4 separate regions of the Homo sapiens genome follow, and regions 2, 3 and 4 are each linked to region 1. Evidence: chromatin loops called from intact Hi-C (ENCODE). Cell type or tissue: natural killer cell. All regions are shown on one strand. Region 1 overlaps LINC00702 (long intergenic non-protein coding RNA 702). Region 2 has its middle 35 kb from the start of LINC02668. Region 3 has its middle 110 kb from the start of LINC00702. Region 4 holds the start of LOC124902541 (a long non-coding RNA gene).

Region 1 (8,000 bases):
TAAGCTATATTTTTTCTCATCAATTTAATCTGACAAACCTTCAGTTTTATAATTTTGTATTATCCCTAAATCTGATTATGTCACAGATGTATAATGAACAAAGAGTGATTATACAATTTGCTGCTGTCCTATTGCATTTGAGAATCTGTCCATAATACATTCTTCTTAAAATCTTTTCTTAGTATCAGAGTGATGCCTTTCAGTTTTAGAAGCGGACAGTATTTCTGAATAACTTTTCCCTTTTTTTAATTGAAAAGTTCCTTTCATTACAGATGAGTTTTGTTTTTAATTACATGAGTGCTATAAAAACTTTGTTTCCTTCCCAGCAGTTATGATGTTATGAGTGGGGCTGTAGCACCTCCCTCAATAAGGTGAGGTGGCCTTTCAGATGGTGACATATTGACATATTAGGGATGAAGCTGTGCATGGGAATTTCTCCTTCTTTTACAAGGAAGTGTCTACTCTTCATTGCTACAATTCAATTATTCTGTCTCTCTCAAGACAATGGTCAATCTATAGGGTTTGTAACTATGACCCACATTGAAAAATGCTAAAGGTATAAAAAATAGTTTTGATCCTTTGATCATCATGATCAAAGAGTTTTTAGACATATTTAAAGAAGAATTTTACAAAGTGCTTTATGTATTCAAAATAAAATTTTGCTAAAGACTTCATCTTCATTGTTACTGAAAAATATATTACTTTTTAATGAAAAGAATGATCTTGATTTAAATAGTGAGATCCTTTAATTTTATTTTACTTTTCTATGAGAACTAGAGAAGAAAAAAGTTGATGTTCAGGAAGCTAGGAGCCTTTAGCACTTAAAAAAATTACTGAAAGAAGAAAAAATGAAAAACATTGTAATATAGGTCTAAAATGTTGTTTTATTGAGATACTCTGCTACTTGTCAGCATGATTTTTATTATAAAATGAGACACACATGGAGTGTAGATAGAAATGAAAAACATTTCAAGCTTTGCCTTTTCTTTTATTGCTAACATACATAAAATATGTCAGTGGAACATTTAGCACTAAGCTTGGCATAGTAAGTGGCTGATATTAGTTTCATTCTCCACACCAAGTGTTTTTTCTTTCTTTTTTTTTTTAAAAAAAAAACTTACATCCCAAAGTTTCTTTTATAAAAAAAATTTCAATGCAGTATGGTCAATATTTTGACTTTTGCACAGAGACTGATGGCCTGGCTCTGCCCCATAGAGTGGAGGAACCCCCGGGGAGGTTGTATTACCTCGAAGGGGTGGGCGAGCCAGGGCTGCTGAACCTGTTCGTGCTAGACCCCAGGTCCCCTGTCCGGCTCTGTGAAGGGCTCTCCAGGGGTGGCAGAAGGGTGCTGGGAGAGCTATGCTCGGGAGAGAAGATGAATGGACTTGGGGAGTCCTGGAAGTTGGTGCACCAGGTCCTGGATGCCTTAAATAAAACTTCTCGAGACAAAGTAGAAGCACACCTCATTTTACTGCACTTCAGTTGATTTCACTTTGCAGATAATGTGTTTTTTACAAACTGAGGGTATGTGGCAACCGGCATTAAGCTCATCAATTGACATCATTTTTCCAGCAGCATGTGTTCACTTTCTACCTCTGTCACATTTTGGTAATTCTCATAATATTTCAAATGGTTCTATTTTTATTGTATCTGCTATGGGGCTCTGTGATCGGTATCTTTATGTTACTATTGACCTTGTTTTGGGGCACCATGAACTGTGCCCATATGAGACTGTAAACTTAATAGATAAATACATGTTTTCTGACTGCCCCACTGACTGGCCATTCCCCCGTCTCTCTCTCTCTCTCTCTGCTTAGGCCTCACTATTTCATGAGACACAATAATATTGATATTAGGCCCGTTAATGACCCTACGATGGCCTCTAAATGTTCAAATGAAAGAAAAGTTGTACCTTTCTCACTTTAAAACAAAAGCTAGAAAGAATTAAGCTTTGTGATGAAGGCATGTCAAAAGAAGAGATAGACAAAAAGCAAGGCATCTTGCACCAAGCAGTTAGCCAAGCTGTGAATGCAAAGAAGTTCTAAAAGGAAATTAAAAATGTTACTCCAGTGAACACATGCATGACAAAAAAGCAAAACAGCCTTATTGCTGATATGGAGAAAGTGTGAGCATTCTAGACAGAACATAAAACCAACCACATTTCCTTAAACCAAAACTGAATCTAGAGCAAAGTCCTAACTCTTTTCAATTCTATGAAAGCTGAGAGAGATTAGGAAGGTACAGAAGAAAAGTTTGGAGCTAGCACAGGTTGGTTCATGAGGTTTCAGGAAATAAGCCAACTCTATAACATGACGTGTAAGGTGAAGCAGCAAGTGCTGATGGAGAAGCTGCAGCAACTTGTGCAGAAGATCCAGCTAAGATCACTGATGAAGGTGGCTACACTAAATAATACATTTTCAATGTAGATTAAGCAACATTCTTTTGGAAGCAGACGTCATCGAGGACTTTTACAGCTAGACAGAAGTCCAATGCCTGACTTCAAAGATTCAAATAACACGCTAGCTCATTTAGTAGGAGTTAATGCAGCTTGTGACCGTAAATTGAAGCCAGTGCTCATTTTCCATTCCAAAAGTCTTAGGGCCCTTAAGAATTGTACTGAACCTAATCTGCCTTGTGCGTTATAAATGCCTGGGTGACAGCACATCTGTCCACAGCATGGTTTACTAGACACTTTAAGCCCACTGTTGAGACCTACTGCTCAGGAAGAAAAAAAAAGAAAGATTCTTTTAAAAATATTAGTGGTCCTTAACAGTACCACTGGTGACCCAAGAGGTCTGATGGAGATGTGCAAGAAGATTAATACTGTTTCATGTCTGCAAACACAACACCCATTCTGCAGCCCATGGATCAAAGAGTAATGTTGACTTTTAAGTTTTACTACTTAAGAAATACTTGTGATATGGTTAAAACTGCCACAGATAATGATTCCTCTGATGGGTCTGGGCAAAGTAAATTGAAAACATCTGGAAAAAATTCACTACTGATTGTTACCATTTTTAGCAATAAAATATTTTTAGTTAACTATGTACATTTTTTAGACATCATGCCAATGCACAGTTAATAGACTATAGTATAGTGTAAGCCTAACTTTTACATGCACTGGGAAACCCAAATACCTGTGTAAAACTTGCTTTATTTAATATTTACTTTACTGCAGGGGTCTGGAACCAAGCCCGCAAGACCTCCAAGCTGTGTCTGTGTTGTCAAACACAGCACCAGAGGCTCAGCTTTCTCCTGCCCCTGAAGGGAAGGGAAGCCAGGGCTATCAGCCTTCTCGGGGGATGCTGCTGTGTCTCCATGAACAGCAGCTCCACTGGATAAATGCAAACACCCATCATTCGGAAATGGACTTGCTTGCCCTGTCTTAAATATTTCATTAATCCATTTTCAGGTTTGCTGTTGCTAACTAAATCTTTTATTTCTATGTGTAACATTCTACCACAAGAATAAGGTATCATACATATTTGCAAAAAGGGAGAAAAGGTAAAATATGAATAGAAAGTTTTATGTTTCTTAGCTAAAAAAAGAAGCATTTAAATTTTACACAAAGAAGTCCAGGTATGGTGGCTCACACCTGTAATCCCAGCACTTTGGGAGTCTGAGGTGGGCAGATCACTTGAGGTCAGTTCAAGACCAGCCTGGCCAACATGGTGAAACTCCGTCTCTATTAAAAAAATAGAAAAATTAGCTGGGCATGATGGCACATGCCTGTAATCTCAGCTACTCAGGAGGCTGAGGCAGGAGAATCACTTGAACCCAGGAGGAGGAGATTGCAGTGAGCTGAGATCATGCCGCTGCACTCCATCCTGGGCGACAGAGTGAGACTCTGTCTCAAAAATGAAAAATAAGAAATAAATAAATAATAAAAATAAACAAATACATTTTACACAAAGAACCACCATATCTAAAGCAAACTATAAGTAATACATGAATTATTACAAATAAGGAAACCTGGCATAGCATATCTTATATTGATGGTGAAGAAAATTGTGTGTCAAAATTGGATTAGCAAGTGTGTAATACAATTTTATTTTTTTGAAGGAATTTTTTTTTTAAATTTCTGTTTTTGACTGCAATACAGTTGACCCTTGAACAACGTGGGGGTTAGGGTGTTACCCTTGAGCTCTTGAAAACCCACTGACAAATTTTGTCTCTTCAGAAATGTAACTACTGCTGTTGCTGGCATAGCTGCAGTTATAGCCTCTCCAATATCTTTTTCTTTTTTTACAATGATCTTTAGGCTGATTCATTTATCTTAAAACAATGGGAAACCCCAGCTGCAGACCTCAATCTACAGTGCATATGAAGAAATTTGACTGATTTTGTAATGTCATGAATTTTCTCTGCTTCTTGGGAGCCTTCCAACATCACCAGTGGCCCTTCGTGTGGGTTTCATGGTGCTATTCAATGTTTACCATATCGCACTAAACACGGAAATTATGCAAGAACTGCGAGATCACTTTTTACTACAGTACACAACTAACTAGAGACACAAACTGCCCACGTGGCAATGATCAGAATTGCAGGGCTTTATGCGGAAGCTCACAACACGTGGGCTCACCACAATAGCAGTGGGAGGTGCCTGTGAAATTATCATGGTAGTGCAGTATGTGCCACAGTTACTTTTATGCGGTTATGACTTAATACTGCATTTTTACATTGGCTTCTATTTCCTTGTCTGTAAATGGTGCCATGTACAAACTATAAGAGTTTGTGACCACATGCTTTGATAAATGTTAACCTCATTTAATAGATTTGCATATATTTATAGTAGTAAATGATAAAATAGAATAGTATCTACATATATTCTATGTATTCATGCCATACTTGCTTCTTAATGTTTTAATATTTCTAGGCTACATGTTGGTCTACAATATTTTTCAAACTGTTATAAATTTCCAAAAACATTTCCAATATAGTTAGTGAAAAAATTATTGTCTAAGTGGACCCATGAAGCTCAAACCCATGTTGTCCAAGTGTCAGCAGCACTGTGGTCAGTGAGGTTATAGTTATTTCCTTTTGTAGTTCTGTGGCCATATAAATTTGACATCATGCTAGACGTTCAGGTCTGTTTATCCATAAACTTCTGTGCATGGGCTCTCCTCCCAGCTCAAGTGGATTGGTGAATTAGTGGAGTCAGTGCAACAGTTGGGATTCAGGCAGGTCAATGATTGTTTCAGGGAATCCAATACATCTTCTTCTCTTCATCCAAATAAATAAATGTTATTGTTGCCACATTCCTAGTTCTCAAATGCACCTGGCCAGGTGCTGCCCATTCTTAAATGCTGGGCTGTTTCGCAGACGGCTGCCCTCTTCACCTTCCCGGGGGTTCTACCTCAGTCAGAGAGCACTGGGCTCAAACTGTCCTCGCATTATGATCTGGACATCGGTAGTCTTTGACCTAAAGAAACACAAAATGTGTTCAGGGGACAAGTTTCATTTACAGAGACTTATCAAATAAGCCATAGTTTAGAAAACTCTCTCTGCTTTCTTCTCTCTTGGACTTTACAGTTCTATTAAAAGTGGCTTAGCTTACCAGGCTTTGAGGTTTACATGAATCAATGCTTCTCCATTGGAAAAATGAATCTCAAAACCTTTCTAGTTGGACAAAATCTTCCAACCATTTTTTGACCAGAAAGATGAGAATTTGAGAAGCCAAGTCACTACTCTTGTCACTTGCCAGAGCAGCGTCCCCAGAAATTTCCACTGGCACTCTGGCAAAACACCTTCACTCACAATGAATGGGGACTTAGGTGTTAGTTTGATTGCTTTTGACGGTCTTGATTCTTCCAGGTTGGCACAGAGAACCTGTAACATAACTCCAGAGCAGCTGTTTTCCCTTTTCCTGACAGTATGTCACGTCAAAAATTCTACCAGGCATCACTACTGATCAGGCATAAAAGCACTCTGAATAATAATAACGTTTTATGTGGTTCTTATTGCAAGAGGTAGAATGTTTTTGGGGGTGAGTAGAATTTACATTTGAATTTAAATTTCTGTTCATTTGAATTTAAATTTCTGTACGTTTGTGTGTTGTGAGTGTGTAGGTTTTTTGTTTTTAACACCAAGTATATGTTACTTAATAAGGCAAAATCAGTAAACGTACTCAATTTTGAAAAAAAAAACTATAATTAAATGTGTTAACCGATATTTAATTTATGTGGATAAAATGGTGAGCAAAAGCAAACTTTAGAATTACAGTTAAGACTGAGACAGAAAGCTAACTCTTCATTGACCCTTCCTTAAGAGAAAGATTCTCTCTCTCAGGACTTTAATCTGACATGGTTCCGAAAATAAAGATGTGTTGTTTTTTGAAATTAGAGATTGAAAGATGGTTATTTTAACAAACTGATTGGACCTTTTTCTAAAAAAAAAATTATTTCCATAGGTTTTGGAGAACATGGGCTATTTGGTTACATGGGTAAGTTCTTTAGTGGTGATTTGTGAGATTCGGGTTCCTCCCTTCACCCAAGCAGTATACACTGAACCTGATTTGTAGTCCTTTTGCCATTACCCTCTTCCCACCTTTTCACCCAAGTCCCCAAAGTCCATTGTATCATTCTTATGCCTTTGTATCCTCATAGGTTAGCTCCCACTTATGAGTGAGAACATGTGATGTTTGGTTTTCCATTACTGAGTTACTTCACTTAGAATAATAGTCTCCAATCCCATCCAGGTTGCTGTGAATGCCATTAATTCATTTCTTTTTCATGGCTGAGTAGTATTCCGTCGTATATGTCTACCACAGTTTCTTCATCCACTCATTGATTGATGGCATTTGGGCTGGTTCCATATTTTTGCAATTGTGAATTGTGCTGCTATAAACATGCATGTGCAGATGTCCTTTTCATATAATAACTTCTTTTCCTCTGGGTAGATACACAGTAGTGGGATTGCTGGCAGACTTCATTACCAAGAACCCAAAAGCAAATGCAACAAAAACAAAGATAAATAGGTGGGACTTAATTAAACTAAAGAGCTTTTGCACAGCAAAAGCAATAGTCAGCAGAGTAAATGGACCACCCTCAGAGCGGGAGAAAATCATCACAATCTATAAATCTAACAAAGACTAATATCCAGAATCTACAAGGAACTCAAACAAGTCAGCAAGAAAAGAACAAACAAGTCAGCAAGAAAACAAACAATCCCATCAAAAAGTGGGCTAAGGACATGAATAGACAATTCTCAAAAGAAGATATACAATATACAAATGGCCAACAAACATATGGGAAAATGCTCTACATCAGTAATGATCAGAGAAATGCAAATCAAAACCACCATGAGATACCGCCTCACTCCTGCAAGAATGGCCTTAATGAAAAAATCAAAAAATAATAGATATTGGTGTAGATCCAGTTAAAAGGGAACACTTCTACACTGCTGGTGGGAATGTTTCTAGTATAACCACTATGGAAAACAGAGTGGAGATTCCTTAAAGATTGTAACTATATTTTTTTAAATTCAGAAAAGAAATGGTTGTGTCTCAGTTTTTACTGTTACTGCTTTTGTTGCTCCTAGACCCATTTCGCATTCCCTTTGTTATTAGGGTCCACAGCAGTGTTCCCAGTATTAATGTTACCTGGAAACCTCAGCCTAGTGCAAACCCTGAGAGCCCGTAACAGTGCAGACTGGCAGAGCCTCCCACAGTCATTTGGCTCAGAGCCTTACTCAGCACCGTGCCATGCAGGTGTGCAAGACATGCCCTCTTATGGGTCTTGGGACAGAATTTACAATCAAACAGAGATATATTTCCATTCTCATGGCCAGCACCAAGCATATACCAGGGTTATTCTAGCATTCTAAGAATGTAGGGTCCCTTTTTTCCTTTCCGTGAAGACATTGGGGAACAGTTGTCTCACCAGCCAAGGGTGACCTCAGAAACAGTCTTTACACCAAGCTTTGCTTCAGGGTCTTGCCTTCCTTGTCCCTAGCAGCAGCACTGCCCGTGTGTGCATGGTCACATACTGGTGTGCCCACTG
Region 2 (8,000 bases), 1.0 Mb before region 1:
AGCAAGTATCTGTCCATCCGTCCATCCGTCCATCCATCCATCCATCCATCCATCCATCCATCCATCCGTTTGTCCATCCATCCATCCGTTTGTCCATCCATCCATCCATCCATCTGTTTGTCCATCCATCCATCCATCCATCCATCCATCCATCCATCCATCCGTTTGTCCATCTATCCATCCATCCATCCATCCATCCATCCATTCATCCATCCATTCATCCATCTATCAATTTATCCATCCATCCATCCATCCACCCATACATCCATGCATCTATCCATCCATCCATCCATCCATCCGTCTATCTGTTTGTCCATCTATCCATCCATCCATCCATCCATCCATCCATCCATCCATCCACCTACCCACCCATCCATCTATCTGTTTGTCCATCCATCCATCCATCCATCCATCCATCCATCCACCCATCTATCCATCCATCTATCCCGTCTATCCATCCATCCATTTATCCATCCATCCATCCATCCTTCCATCCATCCATCCATCTATCCCGTCTATCCATCCATCCATTTATCCATCCATTCATCCATCCATCCATCCATCCATCCATCCATCCATCCATCCATCCATCTACTCATCCGTCCATCTACATATCTATCCATCTCTTCATCCATTTATCCATCCGATTATCTATCTGTCTGTCTGTCTATCTATCTATCTATCTATCTATCTATCTATCTATCTATCTATCTTCCCAGCTTTACTGAGGTTTACCAGACAGAAAAATTGTGTATATTTAAGGTGTACAATGTGATGTTCTTGTATACATATACATTGTGAAATGATTGCCAGAATAAAGCTAATTAACATATTCATCACCTCTAGTCACCGTTTTGGTCAAAGAGTAAAAGCAATCTATTTAAATCAATCAATAAAAGGCGTCAATAGTCTGATTTGTGATTTCGCATCACGTTGCCAAACTCACATGCTGAGTGATTGGATGGTGGTTCAGTGTGAAAACAATTGTTGCAGGTTTTTTTTAACATAAACATGGTGGACAAACTCTTAAATGTATACATTTGAGAAACTATACCAGCCTTCTCCTTGTGAAGGTGCTTGAAGTTTAATTTTTCATTTTTCACTATGCCTAAGGCAGAGTCTCATACTAGGTTTTGCACAAACTTAATACATTTTTTAGTTGAATTAAATTAGTTGATGACATGTAAAAATTCTCAAATCAGATAATTTACAACTTGAAGTGCATTTGACTAAAATAATGTCCATGTGCAAACTTTAGTCCATGAGACTCAACACATTAATACGGATTTTCTAACACTCAGTGTATTAGGAAAATTATAATTAAACTTGATTTACTTAGAATTATTATTCTAATTTCATTCTGTGCAGCTTCCATCTGTTTACAATAAAAAACAAAATGGATGTTTTATTGTACAGCAGCGGCAAATAGTAGCGAGCCCATACATTATATAGTTAATGCTATTTACACAGGAGAAATGTATAGGACAGCTGCAATGGCCAGATTGAAAGCATAATTCAGTTAAAGATTTTGCTGCTGTTGTGAACCCTGAGAAACTTCACACGTGGAATAGAGTCTCAAGACCGAATTAGAGCTTCAGTAGCCCATTGCAGTGCATGTATGGTCATTCATAATGTCCAAGGACAAGCATGTGGACTTAGAAAAGCATGGCTTCCTTGACTAGAGCCAGAAAATTTACCTATTTGTCACCATCAAGGAAAGTTATTGTAGTCAGACAATCAAATTTTCACCAAGAGACTTAAATGGATATGAAGGTAAAATGGGTTTTTCATTTTGAATGTCACTGGTCTAAGAATGTAGGTCCATTCCACTCCTATTGACTTGGAATTAGGGAAACAATAAATTATTACAATATATTAATTCAGATTTCAATCACATTATGCTCATTCAATCAGTCTTTCATTAATAATGGTACATCAAATGAAATGCAAATGACCAGAAGTGATATTAATTATGAATTAATAAACTTTCTCTGCAAAGTAGCTTCCAGGAATTTAACTAATTTCAGCTCACACATTCAGGTGAATGCATTTTGTTGGATGTATTTTGTTGGATGTCTATGGTGTATCCATCACAGTGCTAGATGTTATGGGAGCCTATCAGATGCATGTCAATCACAAGGATTGATGTGTGTCAATCACAGGGATTGACTCATGTCAATCAGAGTGCTAGATGTTGTGGGAGCCTATCAGATGCAACCTCAGCAGATAGAAGCTAGACCTCCCAGAGACTGCTCAGCACAGGAAGGACCATTTGTATGGTTTGAGTCATCAGAGAGGCATAGATGGGGGTGTGCATGCAGGAAGAGAGAAAGGGGAGGAGTAGGAAAGGGAAGATGAGTATTTAGAGGAAGAAGATCCTATTGCAGCCCATAGTCATTGGGCTGTGATTTCAGAGTAACTAACATTGGCTCCAGGGAGGACTCATGGCTCTACCTCTTCCTGATGTGAATCCCATGCGGGGCTCTGGCCTGATTAGGTGAACCACAGCAACCCCTTCCAGAGAGCAGATGCTTAATTTTTAGGCTGTGGTGATAACTAGAATAACAGGACCTAATAATAATGGGGCAGAAAAGAAGTCAAGGCAAGGGATCCCTGCAGCTCTCAAGCTGTTCTCTCTGCATAGGCTTCATAGGGGGAGAGCAAAGGGGCTTAGTAAATGGGCGGCAGGATGGCCTGAAGTAAGATTGGAGGCAAAGAGGGTTAAAGCAAGCAGAAAGCCAAGTACCACCCATCACCAACACCATCATCCTCACCATCATTATAACCATCACCATCACAATCAGAAACACCATCACCACCATCACCAGCATCATAAGCATCACCAACACAATCAGAAACACAACACCATCAAAAATGCCACCAGAAACACTATCAACAACAGCAAAACTATCACCATAATCATCACCAACACCATCAGAAACACCACCAACACCATCATCACTGTGACCAATACCACCATGAACACCCACACCATCATGATCAACACCATCACCAACACCATCAAAAATGTTGTCAGAAATACCATTACTAACAGCAAAATGATCATTACCATCGTCAACACAATCAGAAACACCATTATCATCACCACCAACACCGTTATTATTGTACTAGTCCATTTGTACACTGCTATAAAGAAATACCTGAGACTGGATAATTTATAAAGGAAATAGGATTAATTGATTCACAGTTCCACATGGCTGGGGAGGCCTCAGGAAACCCCTTCCGAGGTTGGGACCATCTTCAGCGGGAAGGAAGACACTGCCTTCCCCCAGCATGCCCCTAGCAAAGACAGCACACCCTTAAGTCAGATTCTACTTTAAGAAACAGCAGGAGGCGCCCTTGATCTTTCAGCAACTCCGCGTTGGGTCATCATTAAATGATTTGAACCTGTTGAACTTGTCATGTGTCTTCTATTTGGAGAGTGAGCTTTCCCTTCATAATTTCTCCGTGATCTTGTGGTGCTCTGTGAGATTCTTCTTGTTTATTTTTGCCCTTGTTCTCAGCCCACAGGTGTTGTCATCGCTGAGGTAAACCCCGGGTCTAGAAATGTGGGTCAAAATTATGGTTTCTCTTTTGGCTTTTTTTAATGTCACTTCCGAAGTGTTTCGTATTTCAACATTTCTTGCTAAGATACTAGTAGTTTGGGAAACAGTAGATCGTTCTTAAATGAAATCACCTTTAAAACAGGTCAGTTTCGGTGCTACTGTAATTGCATTTGACATTTTCCTTCAAACTAAGTTGCACATTGCTAACAACTTAAATAAACCTTGCTCTTTGGAGATGGGATTGAAAAATGGACTTGTCCTGTGATGTAGGCGAGGCTGGCTGGGTAAACTGAACTTCCTAATATAAAACAATGGAAAGGAGCTTACAAAAACAACCCTGATCTCTACAGCCACTCAGATGGTTTTCTTTTTGCTCAACTGAGTGTCAGTGTCTGGATTCCTGCAGACAGGGAGCATTTCCTCCTCCAGGCTCTGTCCTCCGCCCTCCTCTGCAGAGTTCTTTCCCTTCTGTCAGTTTTTCAGTTACAAGGAGCCTGAAGTATTCTCTTTTAGAAAGAGCGTCTGGCATATTTTCAGATGTCTTGCATCCCTGGGGTCATCTCTCTGCCATCTTCACCACTCAGCATCATTGCCCTTCATCTACAGCAGCTGGTATTGCATGTTTCTTTGTATATGAATGAAATTAATATTCTATTACTACATTTTCTGTCCTCCCCTCTACCCTATGCCAACCACCTGCATACTTGCAGGAATTTTTGTTTAAATATTATTCTTCATTCATTAGTTTAAAAATGTTGCCAGAATGATCTGCCTAACACATTGTGGGCATGGAACTTGTGTAGCCTGCGAGGTTTGCTTTTCACGTTTTCTTTGCTTTTTCCCTATTCATTATGGAATCGACTCTAGGAAGCTATTTATTCGTGTATTCCCTCTGCTCCCTGTCACTTAGTGCAGAGCCATTTTGCCCACCCTTCATCTCTTCATCCTCTTCCTCTGACTGTCAAGCTTATCACCCAGTGACTGGCTTCATGATTCAGCAGCAGCAATTATGTTATTTATGGCTCCAAACACATTTCAACTCTTCTGTCTTTATGTTGTTTATGTTTTGGGCCCTACATTCAATTCTCGGTCCAGTTATGCAGTGGTCTGTTTTCAAGTTCAGGTATGTTTCTGGAAAATGGGTTCTTTCAGTCCATTCTACACAATTATTTTAACTCTCATGTTCCATAGTTTCTTCTTGACCCTCCCTTTTCCCTTCTGATGATCTACTCCTCCTTCATGAGGTCATGACCTTGTGACCTTCTACTGAGGGGTTTCGGTGCCTCTCTTGGGTCCCATTAAACATCACTCCCAGAGATGAGACCTTGCACTGCCCTCAAGCCCTGACATGCAACACACACACATTTTTTTCTTTTTTTTAGGCCTTATATTGTTTGTTCTCTCTTAACTCATTCTTGTGCAAAGTAAAATGTGGGAAGACCTGCCTTTGCCAATAACAAGGTGAACGGGCGACTTAGGTGACAGCTTCATCTGTGTGGCCTGATCCTGTCTGTCAGTGCCACTCTTATTGGCCTTTAATGGGCTCTTTCTCATCCTCTGACAAAGAATCTTCATTTTCACCTTACTCCTTGGCTCAATATCTCTTTGAGCTAACACTAAAACTTTATTATTAACAACCTTACTTTTGAGTAAATTGCCATTACTAATTTCCTTGTTGGTGAAGATTTCCTAAAGAAAACAGAAAACTTCTTACGGTTGTCTTCAGATACAGTATTGGGTAATTTAGGAGACTTTATTTTCTAGAACGTTATAACAAAATAAGCTAATGTCTGACTCCTCACTGGCTTGATTTTTGAGATGTTTAGTCCCCACTTAAGTGCCTTAAATAGTGTTCGTGATGGTGATGGTGTTGCTGCGGGTGGTTATCTGGGGGTGGTGATGGTGATGGTGTTGGTGGTGATGGTGTTGGTAACGATGATGGAGATGATGAAGATGGTGGTGATGATGGTGATAGTAATGCCACTGGTGATGGTACTGGTGATGGTGATGATACCATAATGGTGTTGGTGATTGGTCCATTGTTTTTGATAGTGTTTTTCTGATGGTGTTGGTGATGATGATGGTGATGATTTCACTGTTGGTGATGGTGTTTCTAATGGGGTTTATGATATTGTTGGTATTGGTGATGTTATTGGTGTTGATGATGGATATGATTTGGTTCTGTGTCCCCACTCAAATCTCATTTCAAACTGTAATCCCCACATGTCTAGGGAGGGACCTGTAATCCCCACGTGTTGAGGGAGGAAGGTGATTGGATCATGGGGGCAGTTTCTCCCCTGCTTTTCTTGTGATAATAAGTCTCACGAGATCTGATGGTTTTATAAGTGTCTGAAAGTTCCTCCTTTGCTCTTCTCTCTCCTGCTACCTTGTGAAGAAGAGGCTTGCTTCCCCTTTGCCTTCTGCTATGACTGTAAGTTTCCTGAGGCCTCCCCAGCCATGTGGAACTGTGAATCAATTAATCCTATTTCCTTTATAAATTATCCAGTCTCAGGTATTTCTTTATAGCAGTGTACAAATGGACTAGTACAATAATAACGGTGTTGGTGGTGATGATAATGGTGTTTCTGATTGTGTTGACGATGGTAATGATCATTTTGCTGTTAGTAATGGTATTTCTGACAACATTTTTGATGGTGTTGGTGATGGTGTTGATCATGATGGTGTGGGTGTTCATGGTGGTATTGGTCACAGTGATGATGGTGTTGGTGGTGTTTCTGATGGTGTTGGTGATGATTATGGTGATAGTTTTGCTGTTGTTGATAGTGTTTCTGGTGGCATTTTTGATGGTGTTGTGTTTCTGATTGTGTTGGTGATGCTTATGATGCTGGTGATGGTGGTGATGGTGTTTCTGATTGTGATGGTGATGGTTATAATGATGGTGAGGATGATGGTGTTGGTGATGGGTGGTACTTGGCTCCTTTTACAGAGCAGGACCCAGGAACAGAGAAGGTCAGGTGCCCATGAGCATATCAAAAAAGGTATATCCCAGAAGAAGGCTGAAGACTGGGTACATTGATTTCCTAAAGAAGACAGAGTCACTGCTTAGCTCTACGTGCTACTGTTCACAAGCATTCCTCTCCATAAAAATAGTTATGGTAACTTAAAATTGCTTTTCATTTTTTACATTGTATCATTAACTTTGTCGATCTTGTGCCCTGTTCTTCCACTGCAAAGCAGACTCCTTGGAAGATAAGATGGCCCCTTACTCTCTCTAACAACAGACTTCCAAGAGGAATTTCTCTATGATCTTGTTCCAGGAATGTGTTTCCCAAGAAGCAAGTCTGGATTCATCTTATGTACACTCCTGGCCTGTCTCTGGTATGTTTTCCTGGCTGGAGAATCTTTTGACAGCTCAGAGCCCAATCTGTGGCTCATCTCTAATGAATGTGCAGTATTTCTTATTTGCTTCTTGTTTTCCCTACCTTTCTTCGCGTTCTGATTTCATCATTCACTTCATTTTTTTTGACAGTGAGGTCGCTTTTATTATCATCCTCATATTACAAGTAAGAAGGAGCACCAGCATTTCAGTAGCTCTTCCTGTCAAAATGGCAGGAGCAGAATCTCAGCCTGCATTTGTCTGAAAATTATGAAGTAGATCTTTAAAAATATTATATTTCAAGTTTCAACACTAAATTACTATAAGGACACAAATAAGCTTTGGATATTTAATTTTTTTCTCACTTGAAAAGATGAATGTGTCTTCCTCTTTCATAGATGGCCTGTTATGATGAATTCAGCAGAATATAGCAAGTAACTCTAAGCCTCTAATTTTCTTTTGTATTTAACTATAAAAATATTTTAATTAATAAAATAAAAACACTCACGTATAATTTTACCACCCTAACACACTACTAACATTCTTACCTATTCTCTTCCAGATATTGTCCTTATGCCATTAAAATTGCATAAGCATATTCAAAATCAATAATTTATATTTTTGATTTTTACTGTTGAGTTTCTAAAGTCCATATATTGTTATAAGCCTCTTTAAACCCTTCTTGCAAAAGACAAAGAATAAGAGGATAAAGAATGTATGGAACCTGGCCAGGTGCGGTGGCTCACGCTTATAATCCCAGCACTTTGGGAGGCCAAGGCGGGCAGATCACCTGAGGTCAGGAGTTCTAGACCAGCCTGGCCAACATGGTGAAACTCCGTCTCTATTAAAAATACAAAAATTAGCCAGGTGTGGTGGCAGGGTGCCTGTAATCCCAGCTAATCTGGAGGCTGAGGCAGGAGAATTGCTTGAACCCAGGAGGCGGAGGTTGCAGTGAGCCAAGATCACAACATTGCACTCCAGCCTGGGTGACAGAGTGAGACATCGTCTCAAAAAAAAAAAACAAAAACAAAAAAAGAGTATGGGAAACTAACTTCAGTGCTGGAACATAAGACAAGGAAAAAGACGAGTCAGAAGTA
Region 3 (8,000 bases), 100 kb before region 1:
AGTGAGGACTAGGAAAACGAGGCTGGGACTTGCTGAGCTGCATTTCCAGAAAGTCAGGCATCCTTAGCTTCTAGATGTTTATTAAGCAGACCCAGACTCGGGAGTGTCTAGATATCCCGATATCTGGAGAACAAAGGCATTCCTAATTTTGCTTTAAAGATAATAATATCGATTCTTGCAAAATATAGTAATTGAGAAAATTAATCCTTTATCACAAACCCTTGTAGCAGAGCTTATCTCTTCATGATCTTTTTTATCCTACATATACAAGTATTGTACCTAGGGTGGACACATTCCTCCTCTTACTTTCGGGTCTGTCCTACTCTGTCTGTGGAGTAGCCGTATTTTCACCACTTTACTTTCTTAATAAACTTGCTTTTACTTTGCACTGCAGACTCACCCTGAATTCTTCCTTACGCGAAATCCAAGAACCCTCTCTTGGGGTCTGGATCAGAATCGCTTTCCTGTAACAACTGGGGCCAGAAAGAAGAAACAATAGAAAAACTGATGAGTTCACATGATGTGACTTCAGATTAAGGATTTAAACACAGGGAACTTCATTATCCTGCCCATTGAAGACTAAACCTGTCCTGTTCAGGAAGTTAGGCTATCTCTCTCCTGGTTCCTCAGAGGGCAGAGAACTGCTCAGTTTGGGTTTGGGTTTGGTAAGCCTGGGTGACCCCACTATGATTTGTCTGGTCTGTTGCGATCGCAGGAGTTTAGTCCAAAATAATGGCCTCAAATTTTGTTGAACAATCTATACGGAAAGCAATATCCACCTCTGAACATTTCACAAAACACATCAGTGTAAAGTGTTGAGAAATCTTTTTAACTTAAAAAAAAAACAAACAAAATCTCAAGATTTCACAATGTTTTTTGATTCTGACATCTCTCCCTCTCCCACCTCCATCCCCTTCACTCAAGGTGCACCTATCAATAGCTTGAAAAACACAAGTGTGGGATAGGCTGTTTTGGATCATAAAGTTCTGCTCAAAGGGTGAATCCATTAGCCACAAGTCACTGGAGCTACTGTCTGCAATGACAAATTTGTTTCCACTAATTGAGAAGCCAGTAAAGGCATCAACTACAGATGTAAAATTTTCTTCATGTACAAGAAGGGGGAAAAAACAGTAACTCCACTGTGGCACTACCACTTTGCACTTGCTATTTATGGGATGGTTTTCTTCACAAGGAAAAAAAAAAGTACAAGTGGGAGCATTGGCAACTGTTAATTACAATGAGATAATGATCATTCGATAAGGAAAGAAATGGATTATGAGTCAAAAAATAAATATTGTGGAATCTGCGTGTAACACAATGTTTATTTTGGCACTTTGACTCTCCCACTAAATGATCTACGGGCAAAATTCAGTTGCAGACCTGCGATCGGGGGCTCCATGCCCCTATGACTTGTGCTGTCTAGATGGTGAGAGACGCTGAGAAGCGACCGCAGGAATCCCATCCTAGAGTGGTGGCCTCCTCTAGAGTGGTGAGACCTGTGACTGACTTATTCTAACCAATGCAGCGGCAGGGATGGCAGGTCCTTGTCTTGATAGAACAGCTGCTTCTGTGGCAGGGATGTGGTACAGCTGCCACAATATCATCATGTCTGTGATATGAGAGATCGAAATAGACACCCCTATATCGACAAACATGGACCCTAAGCTAAAGGGAACGGAGTTACCTATGTCTCAAAGGTTCAGAGCCTGGCTGGTGTGGCAAATTTCCAAATTTACACAGGTACAAAACAAACCACACTCGCTAAGCTCCCTCACAATGGTTGCTATCAGACCCCTCAAAGCTCTGATTTGCAACCCAGACCACTACCATTCTGATAGCTTTACAAACATTCTTTTCTGATAAACAATGGCAGACTTGAAGGCAGCTTCAGCAGCTTATAGAGGCTGTGCACAAACTGTTTTTGTTTCCTGCAGTTCATCTGTTGACATAAAGGGCTAATCCCACCTCATTTTAATGCTGAAACCCTGCCCCAAAGTGAACACGGGATGTATGTTACATACACATTCACCCATTGCACATGCGTTCCACTCTCCTCTTAAATATGTATAGCTTTTCCCCCAAACTTGCAGACCATGTGTGAGTCTATTGTGTAATAAGACCCCATGAGGCATAAAACCAACCCCTTCCTTCCTTCCTCAAAGAGAGAGCACCTTTGCCTCATTCTACGTAGTTCCTGCTGGAGTCTCCTGTGGTTGTGGTTGGGTCGTCTAAATTACTACAAAGAGCAAAAAAGCTCTGACATAAAAATGGTCTCTTATTTTCTTAATCTTTGTGTTTCTCAGGTGCACTGTTGTGAAGAGACCTCAGCATACGTGTCCAGAGCAGTTAGTAAACATTTAGTGAAAATCCATAAAGAATTTGTAAATGCTCTCTCTATAAATCCCTACCTGGACTCTTTCATTTTTTCCCCCAGTTTCCAGTAAGAGTACAAAGTTATGATTTTTACACGAAGATTTGTTTTCATCCCCTATTACTGTACCTTATGACATCCTGGCAAATAATAACAATAAGAAATGGGAACGATAACAGTAATTCTACTTTTGAAACACCTTTTGTCTGTAAACATATATACACTTTCTGTAAGTGTCAAGGGATATATTTAATCATGATACTAATCCCCGAGAACTTTGTGTTTTGTCTCAAAATTCAAATAGACACAGGGCCCTTTGTTTGGACTTAGTTGGTTGCACAACGCTTCCAAAGTTAGCGTGTACTGTGAAGTCAACTGGGATTTTCAAGACATTTTTATGTACACTAAATATGTCTTAACATGATCTTAATGAAAGATGTAATAATTGACTGGCAGATGGAAGAGGCAGCAAGAAAATTGTAGTTTAGTAAAATAAAGTTTCACATTACTATATCAATATTAGGTTTTACACTAAAAGGAAAGCTAAATTTAGGAGCTTTATTACATACTAGCATTGACATGAGTCATTTCCTCTCCATTAAAGCAACCAAAACCCCAACTTCCTATCTTAGGCTATAATCTGCACCAGCCAGCAGATTTCAGATCTCAATTCTGCATGTTTGAGTTCCTCAAAAAAAAAAAAAAAAAAAAAAAAAAATCTCAGTTTAAGTTTGTACTTTCAGTGGAATTTTAAATAATTCCAAGAATGAGAATAGCTAACATCAAGCATCAGATATTAGTCAGAACAGTTTCACTTTGAGCAATAAAATTAGATCTCAGTTGAAATTTGCAGATACTGGGAAAGGAAAAGTGAAGTACTTACATCTTCACAAAATAAAATGACTTGTATCAAATTGAGCACACCCACTAACACAGACACTCACAGACACACACAGCGAGACAACACAGAGATACAGATGACACACACACACTCACAGACATATACAGCGAGACAACACAGAGATAGAGGACACACAGACACACTCGCAGACACACATGGAGATAGAGACAGAGGCACAGACACAGACATACACCAACACAGACACAAGCAGAAACACAGACACAGACACACACACACACACAAGGAGATGCACAGAGACACAGACACACACACACACACCAACACAGACACAAGCAGATGCAGAGACACAGACACACACACATAGACACACACCAACACAGACACACAGAGACACAGGCACATATACACACACCAACATAGACACAAGCAGATACAGAGACACACACACACACGCACAGACACCAACACAGATACAAGGAGATACACAGAGACACAGGCACACACACACACAGACACACCAACACAGGCACAAGCAGATACACAGAGACACAGGCATACACAGAGACACACCAACACAGACACATGCAGATTGTGTGAGACAGACACACGTGCACACAAACTTCACCAACACGCACACACCCAATAATGATAAATGCTTCTCCACTTCTGTGTTTTGGTGACACTAATAATCTTGTACTTTCTTTGACACAGTAGCCCATTTTCTGTTCAAAAGCAACAGAAAAATATGTCATCTAGTTTACTGTTTTTAGAATTGTAGGATATTTTTGTTTCAGCCTCAATAAAATTACTTCTAAGTCCTTCTAAGTTTTGAGTGTCTTCTAATTTCTTCATTCCTCTAATGAAAGGTCCGGTCATGTGTAGATATCACCCCTGTGGGGACCCCCTCACATTGCACCTGACCTTGGCTGTGCTGCTGTCTGCCTGTGGATGGAGTGGATTGACAACGGTGGCATTCACATGATGAGAAAAATGCTCCTGGGGCCGCGCTCCTGGCGAATGGCTTTGGAAATCAACAAAACACAGTCCCACTTTTGTCTGTGACCAGTCTTCATGGCATATCAGTTAGAGTGGTGTGCTAAATTTTGAGACCAGGTGGACAGAAGTGAGTTAAATGTTTTCAAGTGATCAATAAAGACAAATACCTTTATTGGGTACTCATCTCAAGCTCTAGGAATGGAAAAATACAAAGATGCGTAGTCCGTATTACTCCTTCAAGGAGTTTAATAATTAATTGAACATAAAATTCCTATATATGTGTATAAATACATATATTTTAATACCTACACAATGAAAACATCATTGTGTAGCAAGTAGTCCTGTAGGAAGGTTAAAACCTTGTTTTCATCCTTATCTTATTTTTCTCACCTCTCGTAATCCAAACTATTGAAGGACATTGTTGAAGCGAGTAACAAGGACTAAAGGACCAGAAGGTCACAAAAAAGAATGCATCACTGAAGAAATAAAAAACTAAATAAATGACTCAACTTTTTCTCACAAAGCTAGTCAATAAATTCAATGTTTTAAATGTGACCTGTGGACACCATTTAGACAGGTTTAGAAATATTGTATGTTGTTGAATCTGAGTCTGAATGGATTCAATGACCTTGTGAAGGAAACAATGACCCCTATTTTGTCTAGTGAAACATGTAGCATTTACAAGCAGAACCTACTCCAATTAAAATAGAACTAAAATTAAATTACTTAAGCATCCAGCATACTAAAAAAACTAAAATCATCATTTTACTCACAAGGTAGAATCAACCTAAGTTATTTATCTCTGTATCCAATCCTTAAATACTTCGTTAAACTTGCAAAATTTTAAAGTTGAATAAAATTCATCAACGTTTATCTGAGTGTGTTTCTGCTGTGTGCACATATAATTTAATATAATAAAATACTTATTGGATTTTGACATTAATTTTCATCTTAAATGAAAGCTGCTGCTATTTCTTAAATTAGGTAGACAACAGAGCAGTCTCTATTATAGTACAGTTAAAATCCTCCTCTGTGAGCCTATCTTCTGTCCTGGAATACACATTCATTCACTAAAGGTTAATGAGCACCTACTAGTCCACCAACTTGTGTTAAATCAATTTAAAAAAATTCCAGCCCTCATGGAGGATACTTTTTACATAATTAATTATAAATATAACATGTAAGTAAATTATATGGTATTCCAGAAAATGATAAGTGCTAAGAAAAAAATAGGGTAAGAGGTATCTTAAATGTTGGGTTTTGAGGGGTTGGGTTGGAATTTTGAGAAGAAAAAAAAACTGCTTAGTGTAGACCTCTAGTTGAGGAGATAACTTTTGGTAAAATCTCCATCATTAAGAAGGCCCTAGACTTTGGACTTCTCAGCCTCCATATGTATAAAAAAAATTCCTTTTTAAAATAACTTTCTCAGTTTCAGATATTCTGTCATAAACAACGGGAAATGGACTAAGACACTGGAGCCCAGGTAACATGACGCAGGGGGAGATGGTGATGTCTTGAGTGAGAGCAAAGACCTTCAGATGAGATCCAGTGCGTTCAGGGTGGTATGGCCACAGACAGAACAAAGACCTTCAGGTTGTAAGTGCTCTCATTCTGCATCTTGAAGGAAAAGACAAGTGTCCTTCAATAGTTTGGATTACAAGAGTTGAGAAAAATAAGATAAGGATGAAAATAAGGTTTTAACCTTCCTACAGGACGAATTGAACAGAATTTTGATCAATGGAGAGTGTGTGATGAGTACTACAGTAGGATCAGATAGAAGGGAGAGGACAACACCTCCGTTTTAGAAGTAATAAGCTGGGTATTTATCAGAAAACCAGGCAGGCAAACGGACTAGAGTTAATGAGCACGTCCAGCTCCAGGAAAGAAATCTGAGCTGGGGATGAAATCTGAGCACCATTTGCATGTGGATGTTCTTAAAGAATGCATGAGGCTAGATGTGATCTTGAGGGGCCAGAGCATAGATGGCAAAGGGCTGAAGAAGGCTCACACCTTGAGGCACCAGCAAGCAAGAGGCTGGGAACAAGAGCAGGAAAAAGCAGAGAAGCCCAAGGAGATGGGATCAATGAGTTCAGGGGAAAAGGGGCAGACCTGGGCAGTGTCCTAGAAGCTAAATGAGAGCAGTGCTTCAGCTAAGAAGGCATAGCAACTCCTTTATATGAGGAGTGAGAATTAGCCATGAAACTTCACAGGCAGGTCATCGTTGGTGCACTGGACAAGAGCAGTTTGGTTGGAGTATGGAGGTAGGGTGAGATGAAAGCCTCATTGGAGAAGGTTCAACAAGAATAGAGTGAGAGGAACTTCACACAAAAGGTATGGGTGATTATTTGAATGAATTATATTGCAAAAGGGAGCATAATCTTAGCTGGTAGAAAAAGTAAATCAGAGGAGCTATGTTTGCAAAGATGGTATGATAGCATGTTTGCATGCTGGAGGGAATGATAGGGGAGAGAGAGAAAATGAAATAATGTGGGAATAAAAAAGAAGGGTTCCAGGAGCTGTGTCTTTGCAAAGGCAAGAGAGGATGACCTCTACGAACAAGTGATTGGTTTTGCACAGGGGGAGGGATAATGTATCTATAGGTATAGATGGGAACTTAGAATGGATGGTTACTGGTGGTGCTACGTGGGAAGCTATGAAGACACAGAAGTTCTCTTCTGATTTCTTCAATTTTCCCAGTAAACAGAAGGCACAGTCATCATCTGAAGGTGATGAGGCCGTGGGAGGTAGTGAAGATTTCTGTAGAGGAGAGCTATTAAGTGAGAGTCTAGAGAACAGATAAGGGAAGTGGAATATAGAATTATAACGTTATTACAATGATTGCCAGGCCACCATCAGGATGCAGTTGTGTTGTGATTGTCAATGTTTGAAATGACAACACTCAGGTTGGTTGTGTGATTTCCTGTCAGTGTCAAAGGCACAGCTGCCGTTGCTCTACATAAAGACTGTGGCTTGACCAGGTATCCCAAAACTAGACAGGGACAAAGGAATGGAGGGTTTAGCCAGCCAGAGATCACTGGGCATTGTGTAAATTCTTTTACTATGGAAGATAGTTGTTGAAACAAACAGAAAAAAGACAATGTGGAGGACACAGAGAAGGTAGAAGAAAACTTAAACAAACCCACCTTCTTCTAGACTGTCGAATATACACACACCTACTCAGTCTGTAAGCATGAATGAAGGAGATTATATGGCAGTCTGTAAAAGGGAACACTGGAAATAGAATATTAAACATCACTGCTTTTCCTGCTACAGGTGATTAGTCAGGGGCCATCCTTCTTAGGCCTGTGGCTGCAGAAACCACTGCTGATGAAACACCCTTATGCTACTATTTTAGAACAAACCATTCTCTGGTTTTACTTCTCTCAGGGGAAGACTGAACACCCGTGTTAATTATTATGCAGAGCAGTTTGGCTCTTGTTTCTCTAAAGAAGTCTAAATCACCTATGTCAGGAAACCTTGCCTGCCATTATGAGACCAACCAATTAAGGCATTTTCCTTAGGCCTATAAATCCAAACTCAAAGAGTAGTTTTTAAAATAACCATTTCCTTTTCTTATTATAGTATCACTTAGAATTATCTACTCTATTGTAATTAATTGGTCAATTGTCTGCTTCTCTCATTAGAAATCAAGGTCTTTGAAGTCAGGTACTGTGGTTTGTTCACTATTGTTTGCCTAATATGAAACTATTTGGACCCTATCAAACATCGTTCATAAAAATTAATGCCAGGTGGGTTACAGATCTAAATGTG
Region 4 (8,000 bases), 360 kb before region 1:
CAAGTTACAAAGTCCAGCTGACACGCAGAGGAGCAGAATTGAACCTCACCTTTTCAAAGAAGGATTGTCAAAGGATTTGTAGATATATTTTCAAGACACCACACAATGCATTTGATGAGATTCTGATTATAGACCCTTTGGCATATTTTATGTGGACTGTAAGGAACTGGGAAGGATCTAATATTTTACCCTATTTGTAAGGTTTCAAGTTAGCCTGTCCTAGTTTTGTGAATGCTGACAGAAGATATGAGTACTCTGGGTCAAAGACCAAAAGGACTTTATGACTCAAGCAATAGCAGTAGGCAGAGTATCAGCAATTTTGGTTCTCCTACTCCCCACCCCCAGAGGGTGACTGAAGGAGGGTCAGGTGACATTTGCACATGCAGTGGATTGCATTTCAGGAGGTGAACCTAAACTTGGAGGATGGGAAGCTGCCTTTCACAAGAAGCAGTAGGCATACCTGCCCTTTGCTTTGAAGGACACACAGTCTCTGTCTTCCAAAGCTGTTCACTATTTAACTATCTTTCACAAGATACTCCAGGACAAAGACTCTCACGGCCTCTACTCAGAAGATGTGCAGACATGTGAGGGTCATGGAGAATTCTCTTCCGAGTTTATGATAAAGGTGGTTGCATTAGTCAGGGTTCCCAGAGAAACAAACCAATAGGAGATAGATAGGTGGATATTTTAAGGAATTTGCTCATGGGACAGTGGAGGCTTGGTGAGTCCAAAATCTGATGGGGGTGGTAAGCAGTCTGGAGACTCAGGAAAAAGCTGCAGTTTGAGTCTGAAGACAGTTTCGTGCAGAGCCAGAAAGGGCTGATGTTGCAGATGAAGTCTGAAGGCTGTTTGCTGCTGAATTCTCTCTCGCTTGCAGGGAGGTCAGCTTTTTGTGCTCTTCAGGCCTTCGGCAGATCGGATGGGGCTCACCCATATCAGGGAAATCTCACCCAAAAATATCCTCACAGAAATATCCAGAATAAAGATTGACCACATATCTGGGCACCATGGCCCAACCAAGCTGACACATAAAATTAACCGTCACACTAGTGGTATGATTGCTTTATTTAGTTGCAAGAGTTGAAAATAAAAAAAAAAATTAAAAAGGCATTTGGCTGAGGGGCACGGAAGGGCAGCCTATATTTATTGTGAAGTAATGTGTTCAACTGTGAGGGTTCATGTCTGAAGATAGTTCTAAATAAAAAAAGATGATTTTTCTTAATTCCCATTGCCCCATTTCAGATTCCCATTTGATAATTTAAACAAATGCATACTAGCAGCCAGATGCGGTGGCTCGTGCCTGTAATCCCAGCACTTTGGGAAGCTGAGGCAGGTGGATCATCTGAGATCAGGAGTTTGAAAGCAGCCTGGCCAACACGGTAAAACCCCATCTCTAGTAAAAATACAAAAATTAGCCAGGCATAATGGCAGGCACCTGTGATCCCAGCTACTTGGAAGGCTGAGACAGGAGAATCACTTGAACCTGGGAGACGGAGTTTGCGGTGAGCTGAGATTGCACCACTGCACTCCGGCCTGGGTGACAGAGTGAGACTCCATCTCAAAAAAAAAAGAAAACAAAAATGCATACTGGCATGGTCCACCCTAGTCAAACAGATTCAAAGAACTACAGACTTGGAGGAGACCCCAGAGATAATATAATTCATCAACATCATGCTACAACTTTCTGAATATCATGCAAATAGTTACCTGTAGAGCTGGGACTTAAAACCCAGGGCTCATACTCTACTCTGTCCAAGAGCATTAGAACTGTGGCTCACGGAACCCTGGGTTCAACAGAGGTTCCTTGGGAGCCTCCAGGAGGATGGGCATGGGCAGGGCCCCAAATTGGTATTCACTAGAGGGGCTTCATTTCAGTGTGAATTTTATATTGGAATACTGTGTAAGGTCCCATTTGAAAAGGGCTTATTTTGCCAAAGCAAGCTTGCAAATGACTCTCGTTTGCGATGGATATTTTTGTTGCTAGTGTTGGAAGTTAATACGTTCAAATTACATTTGAGAACCGAAGTTCAAAAAATAACCTTCCTTTAGAATTTTTTTGAATTTTAATAATTTGATCCAATTTGAGTTTATAAACTCAAGGAAAATATTAACTCATCAATTTAGTAGTGTGTAAATTATTCTATTCCATATTTATTTTATTCTTAAAAATCATGACCATAAATTTAATAGGATAATTCAAACTTTTTTTTAGTAAAAAGCAGTATATATTCATGAAGGAATATTTGAAAATACAGAATAACAGAAAAAAATGTAAAATATACCTACTACCTAAACATACCTTTATCAGTATTTTTATGTATCACCTTTCAGCATTTTTTTTCTAGGCAGATGTCTCTTTCTCTACGTAGTTGTCAATAAACTGTGTACTTATGCACAATTTCATGTGACCATTTGTGCTTATCATATACTCAAGGCCTTCTCTATGTCATGGAACGACCTTGGAAATATAATATTGAATGACTATGTAAGCTTCCACAAAGTGGTTATACCAGTTTTTAACTAACAACCTCTTTTCTGTTTTTGATTTTATTTTACTGCTAAAAATTCAAGCTGGAATAGTACTGCTGGGAACCAAGTTGTTTCCCCAACGCCTGCCAAAGTCCTCTATTGAATCCCTAACCCCTGGTGCTGTTGTATTTGGGGTAAGAAAGTAATTAAGGTAGAATGAGGTCATAATGGCAGGGCCCTGATGCAATAGGATTAGTGTTCTTATAAGAAGAGACTCCAGAGAGTGAACTTCCCTCCGCTCCTCTCTCTCTCTCTGTCTCCCACCAAACCCACCTGTCATACAGCAGCAAGAAGGCTGCGTCTACCAGCCAGGAAGAGAACCCTTGCCAGAAAGTGAACGGTTGGCACCTTGAGCTTGGACTAGCCACCTCCAGACTGTACCATGGACTTTGCTATTGTTAGTGCAGAGCTACCAGCTCTGCATGTGACTATCTGAATGATGTACAGTCTGTAGTATTTGCCATGGTAGTCCGAGCCACCTAAGACAATCTCACTGTGCATAAAGATCTTCTCCTTCGTCCCCCATTCCTCTCTCTCCTCTGATCACACGTGTGCTTCCTTGTCCCCACAGGCTTCACTTAAAAACCCAAGTTCCATGAGAAAATAATTTGGGAATTCAATACGGAGATGGCAAAGCATAAAGTCCAGCATGGGGACCCCTGAGCGTGGGCTCCTGCGACCTCAGAGGCCACTCCCCTGGGAAGCCACCCCGGTTCTGGACGGCTTCTGGGTTCCTTTCTGAGCCGAGCACCGTAGCCTTGCTCAGCCTTGGCGCCTGCCAACAAGTGCTCTGAGCAACTGATAGATGTTCAATAAATGTCCCCTGCGGTTAAATGTGCCTTGATATGTCATTGAGAGACCCTTAGCTCTACGTTGAAGGGAGTCCAAAAGTCCTCTGGTTAGGAATGCTTTCTTAGTGGTTCTTTTATCATTGACTATTTATTGAAAAGTAACCAGAGAATTGCAGAAATAGAAAGCTGAAAGGGATTTCCTCCCCAGAAGTTTTCAAGGTTGTTCTTGACTGTTGTAAACAAGGAAGCCAATACTTTAAAGAAGGCATTTGAAGAAGTTTAGGTGAGGTGAGCAGAGCTGTTCTCATGAGGGAAAGAGGCAGCCTCTCTGGAGCCACTCCCCAGAGGTCCCCCACGCCTGAAAAGGAATTTGAAGACTAAGGATCTAGTCTAAACTCCTCATTCGAAATGCTTATTTATTACCCTCTTAGGGGATCTTAAAAAATGACAGAATTCCAAATTTAAACAGAAAAAAGCACTATTCTAGAGTTTTTAAAACGCCAGGATACATAGTCCTATACTAACATGAAATATTTACTTACCAAAATCTTTTAAGAATCTGGGAACCAACAGTTTAGGAGAAGCATGGCTCTCGGCTCGGCTACAAAAGGACTGCTCTGTCCATCTCTGTGTGACTTGATTGATGGCCGGAGACATGAGAGAGGAGGAGGAGGGGGTGGCTCTGGAGAGCGCAGGTGAGGTCGGCCTTGCGCCTCTCTCCTGTGCTGCGGGCCCCAATCTGCATCCCTCCCTTCCTCTGAGTTGCTTTACTTGGTGTACAACCGTCACCTTTTCTTGCCTTTTCAAATGAGATGAGATCAGTTTCCACATAACTGAGCCAGCTCATGTAATTATTGCCAGGCACTTGACATTATATTGCATTCTGTTGTCTTTTTGTGTGTTCGTTTGTTTTATCATATTCGATTCCTTTAATAGCTTCATCCCTTCATCCCACACATGGCTCTCTCCTAGGTGCACAGCGGTCTCCTCAATATCAGGAGATGCAAAGGGAAGACATAGTTGTTTCCTTCCAGCAGGACACAATGAAGCCAGAAGATTGAAATTACAACTCAATAAATGTTTGTGTGTCTTTTAATAATGATTTCAAAGGGTTGCAATGTTGAAAACAACAAAACAAACAAACAAACAAAAACAACTAACCTCCTTTTAATAGCCCATTTAAAATTGTTTGGTAAATATTATGGATGGATCTTTTAAAAAAATTACTTTATAACTTCAAAACATAAGTGAGTTAAACATATGCTTTCTGAAATTTTTTTCATGTTAACATTTTTAGAAAAGGTAAGTTGGCCTTTAAAATGCTATCATAGTGAAGTTGCGTCATTTGAAACAATGTTCAATAAATGTTTTTGTTAATTATAAATAGGTTATGATTTGGACAGTTAAGAAGAAGACAGAAACTAACAGAAGATAGTAGAAGACACAATGGAGATTTTGAAAACTTAGCTTAAAAGTTTTATCATGAGATTAATAAAATATGTCACAATGCTTTTTTTCTTACAAGAAAATATACAATTTTTCTCCCCGCAGGTCCTCATTCTTTATTCTTTTTCTTAGAATTCATATGCTAAGTTTACTAGGTTCCTCTTTTCAGTATCTTTATTTACAACACTGTCACTGTTTCCATAGATACACTGAAGGTCGGTTTCCATAGCAACACTCTTGGTCTCCTAAACAAATAGTATCATAGTGTGAATCTTGTTTCAGTGTTATTGCACCATGTTATTAGATACAGAATTCAAAAAAATAACTTAAGCAGGGTTTGAAACAAGGTGGGTTGGTTTTATTGCTTGGTGCTTTAGATATTACATTTCAATTTCATATTAAATATATATCCATCTGAAAAATAGCGAGGCTTTTGCATAGTAAACATGATACCAATTTTATTCACAAGTTATAAAACACTGTAATTTAATAAGAGGATATTCCAATACATGAGACAGACGCAGGCAGAGGCTCACTGTCTTCAGATTCAAATGACTACTTTTCCGTTGGCTGGATGATTTAGCCTCCCCAAACCTCCACAGTCGTTTATAACCTACCCACGGTGATCATTACCTTTGCCATTTTTGCATTTTAAGTCATTTCTACCAGTCTTGTCTTTTATTTCATAGCCCCAAAGGAACAGCTCTGAAATAGATTTCAAGGAATCTTTACTACTTCCTATTTTGCTCCAACTGAAACAAAAGAGAAAAGTAACTTTATTAGATTTTTGTTTTTTGCCTTTAAATTTGTTTATCATTATCTTTATTTTTATTTTATTTTATTTTTTGAGACAGAGTTTCCTTCTTGTTGCCCAGGCTGGAGTGCAGTGGCATGATCTTGGCTCACTGTAACCTCTGCTTCCTGGGTTCAAGTGATGCTCCTGCCTCAGTCTCAGAGTAGCTGGGATTACAGGCATGCACCACCACGCTGGCTAATTTTTTTTTTTTGCTTTTGAGACAGAGTTTCACTCTTGTTGCCCAGGCTAGAGTGCAATGGCACGATGTTGGCTCACTGCAACCTCCACCTTCCTGGTTCAAGTGATTCTCCTGACTCACCCTCCAGAATATCTGGGATAACAGGCATGCACTGCCATGCCCGGCTAATTTCTGTATTTTTAGTAGAGACAGGGTTTCTCTATGTTGGTGAGGCTGGTCTTGAACTCCTGACCTCAAGTAATCCTCCTGCCTTGGCATCCCAAAGTGCTGGGATTGCAAGCATGAGACACCGCACCTGGCCCATCATTAACTTTAATTTCTTCTCTGAGAAGCAAATCTTGTGGACTCCTTTAGAAACGGAACTGAGCCTTACCTCCAGCTCACAACCCACGTCCGGTAAAATAGTTTTGTGTAATTGATTAAATTTGACTCCTAGGGGTGAGTTTTCAGCTCACATAGGGAAAGGAGGGAAGCAGTGCCCATCACAGCGGAAATGTGGACACTGCTTTTATTTGAGGGAAGGAAGGGGAGCTGTCTGCACAATCCCATGACATTGTGGTTTTCTGCCAGATGCTTGGAGACAATGTACTCCAGTGCGCACACCTGCTTCTTTACACTCTGACCCATTTAACAAGCTATGTCAGAAGCCTGCTTTTTCACTTTCCTTTTGAGTATGTCCTCCTTTAAGGACATATTTATTAATAAATGGGGTTTCCCTCCTAAATTTGGCACTAAAAGGGATTGGTATGCAAATACAACATAGTACTTGGCAAATGTAAAAAAAAAAATTGTACTGCTTTGGGGGAAGGGTCAACAATGAACTAAAGGTGGTGACAAATGTAAACTCAGGATGCCTTAGAGTGTGGGTGTTAGGCAGTCAGACAGGTAAGTGTGAACCCCAGCTCAGACATTTAGTAGCTGTGTGAATTGGGGCCCTGACTAGACTCCCCTGAGCCTTGGTTTCCTCATCTGTAACATAAGGAAAATACCACCTACTGTGCCGAGTTGTTGAAAAATCTGAGATGTTAGAAGTCACCTGCATTTTGAAACTTGAAGTGATGCATTTTTTCATCATTTCTGATTTGTCCCATGCCTACAGGAAGAGAGTGTGCCACCTTTGATCACAGAGTACTTTCATTTTGCTGTATCTGTGGTTACATTTTATTGATGTGCATGGCCATTGTTACATTTTACTGATTTTCCTTCCTTATCAATTGGATCTCGAGGTTCAGAAAGTGCCAGATTCCTCTGTATCTGCACGAAGATGCATCTATGGAAGTGCATCTCCCCTGTCATGGAGATCCTCCAGCTCCTCCAGCTCCTCCAGCTCCTCCAGCTCCTCCAGCTTCTGCCCATCACCTTTCCATCTCCTGACCTGACTCCTGGCTGAGGTAGTGTTTTCCAATCAAGACAAAAGCTCCTGAGAGCTTCCATCAGTGTGGTTCCCGGAATAGTCAGCTGACTTGTAAATGGAAAGCCCTAGAGAAAAACAAGTCCTTCTCTGATCTCAATCTTAGCAGTATCACCTAAGCCAGTGTTTCCAACCTTTCATGCACACAGTGATCACCCATGGGCCTTGTTGAAAGGCAGATTTTGGCTCAGCAGGCCTGGGTGGGAGTTGAGCCTCTGCCTGGCTGATGAGCTCTCAGGGGATGACCAAGTACCTGGTCTAGGAGCCTCACCTCCAACGGGAAACTCTCCAAAACACAGATTTTTATCAAATTTGTTCAAGCCCTAATTAGAGGCCACCACCCAAAACAATGGGTCCCCAGATGACTTTAGCCTGGGCATATTTGGGGTTTTTCTTCTAGTATAAGATTCAGGCTATCCAGCCTTTTTTTTTTTTTTTTTTTTTTTGAGATAGAGTCTCACTCTGTCTCCCACGCTGGAGTGCAGTGATGTCATCTCGGCTCACTGCAACCTCTGCCTCCTGGATTCAGGCGATTCTCCTGCCTCAGCCTCCAAGTAGCTGGGATTACAGGCACCCACCACTGCGGCTGGCTAATTATTGTATTTTCAGTGGAGACAGGGTTTCACTATGTGGGCCAGGCTGGTCTCAAACTCCTGACCTTAGGTGATCCTCTCATCTCAGTCTCCCAAAGTCTGGGATTACAGATGTGAGCCACCCTGCCAGGTCGGTCCAGTCTTAGTTGAATTTGGCTTCCTTGTACGATAAAGAGACTGGGCTGACTGGAATCTCTCGGGTCCTTTTCAATAAGCAAATGCAGCATACTTTCTT

Evidence for each region. Peaks named below come from ENCODE experiments on the same cell type or tissue, not always from the same donor. Only the 100,000 strongest peaks of a DNase experiment are listed, where the experiment ranks them.
Region 2: it touches region 1 in a loop (11-fold over the local background); 5 of 110 quality-filtered maps call a loop at or near these places.
Region 3: it touches region 1 in a loop (2.9-fold over the local background); 5 of 110 quality-filtered maps call a loop at or near these places.
Region 4: it touches region 1 in a loop (3-fold over the local background); 7 of 110 quality-filtered maps call a loop at or near these places.

What each region holds. Positions count from the first base shown.
Region 1 is chr10:4,230,361-4,238,360 of GRCh38, forward strand. All of the region lies in intron 2 of LINC00702 (long intergenic non-protein coding RNA 702), which reads right to left. Among named protein-coding and RNA genes, the nearest start is that of LINC00702, 9.6 kb to the right of the region's middle. In natural killer cell, a CTCF peak has its summit at 4,495; a DNase peak (open chromatin) is centred at 4,551; H3K27ac peaks cover 1,073 bases.
Region 2 is chr10:3,218,824-3,226,823 of GRCh38, forward strand. No RefSeq gene overlaps it. Among named protein-coding and RNA genes, the nearest start is that of LINC02668, 35 kb to the right of the region's middle. In natural killer cell, no CTCF peak of the experiment used is centred here; a DNase peak (open chromatin) is centred at 3,458; H3K27ac peaks cover 1,090 bases.
Region 3 is chr10:4,128,760-4,136,759 of GRCh38, forward strand. No RefSeq gene overlaps it. Among named protein-coding and RNA genes, the nearest start is that of LINC00702, 110 kb to the right of the region's middle. In natural killer cell, no CTCF peak of the experiment used is centred here; DNase peaks (open chromatin) are centred at 2,162, 3,002 and 3,352; H3K27ac peaks cover 1,236 bases.
Region 4 is chr10:3,868,926-3,876,925 of GRCh38, forward strand. LOC124902541 (a long non-coding RNA gene) reads right to left here and starts at 6,403. Exons shown (of 2, transcript XR_007062365.1): 1 at 6,135-6,403; 2 at 5,203-5,518. RefSeq lists enhancers at 778-1,277, 6,285-6,614. In natural killer cell, no CTCF peak of the experiment used is centred here; DNase peaks (open chromatin) are centred at 4,986, 6,356, 6,756, 7,316 and 1 weaker place; H3K27ac peaks cover 3,186 bases.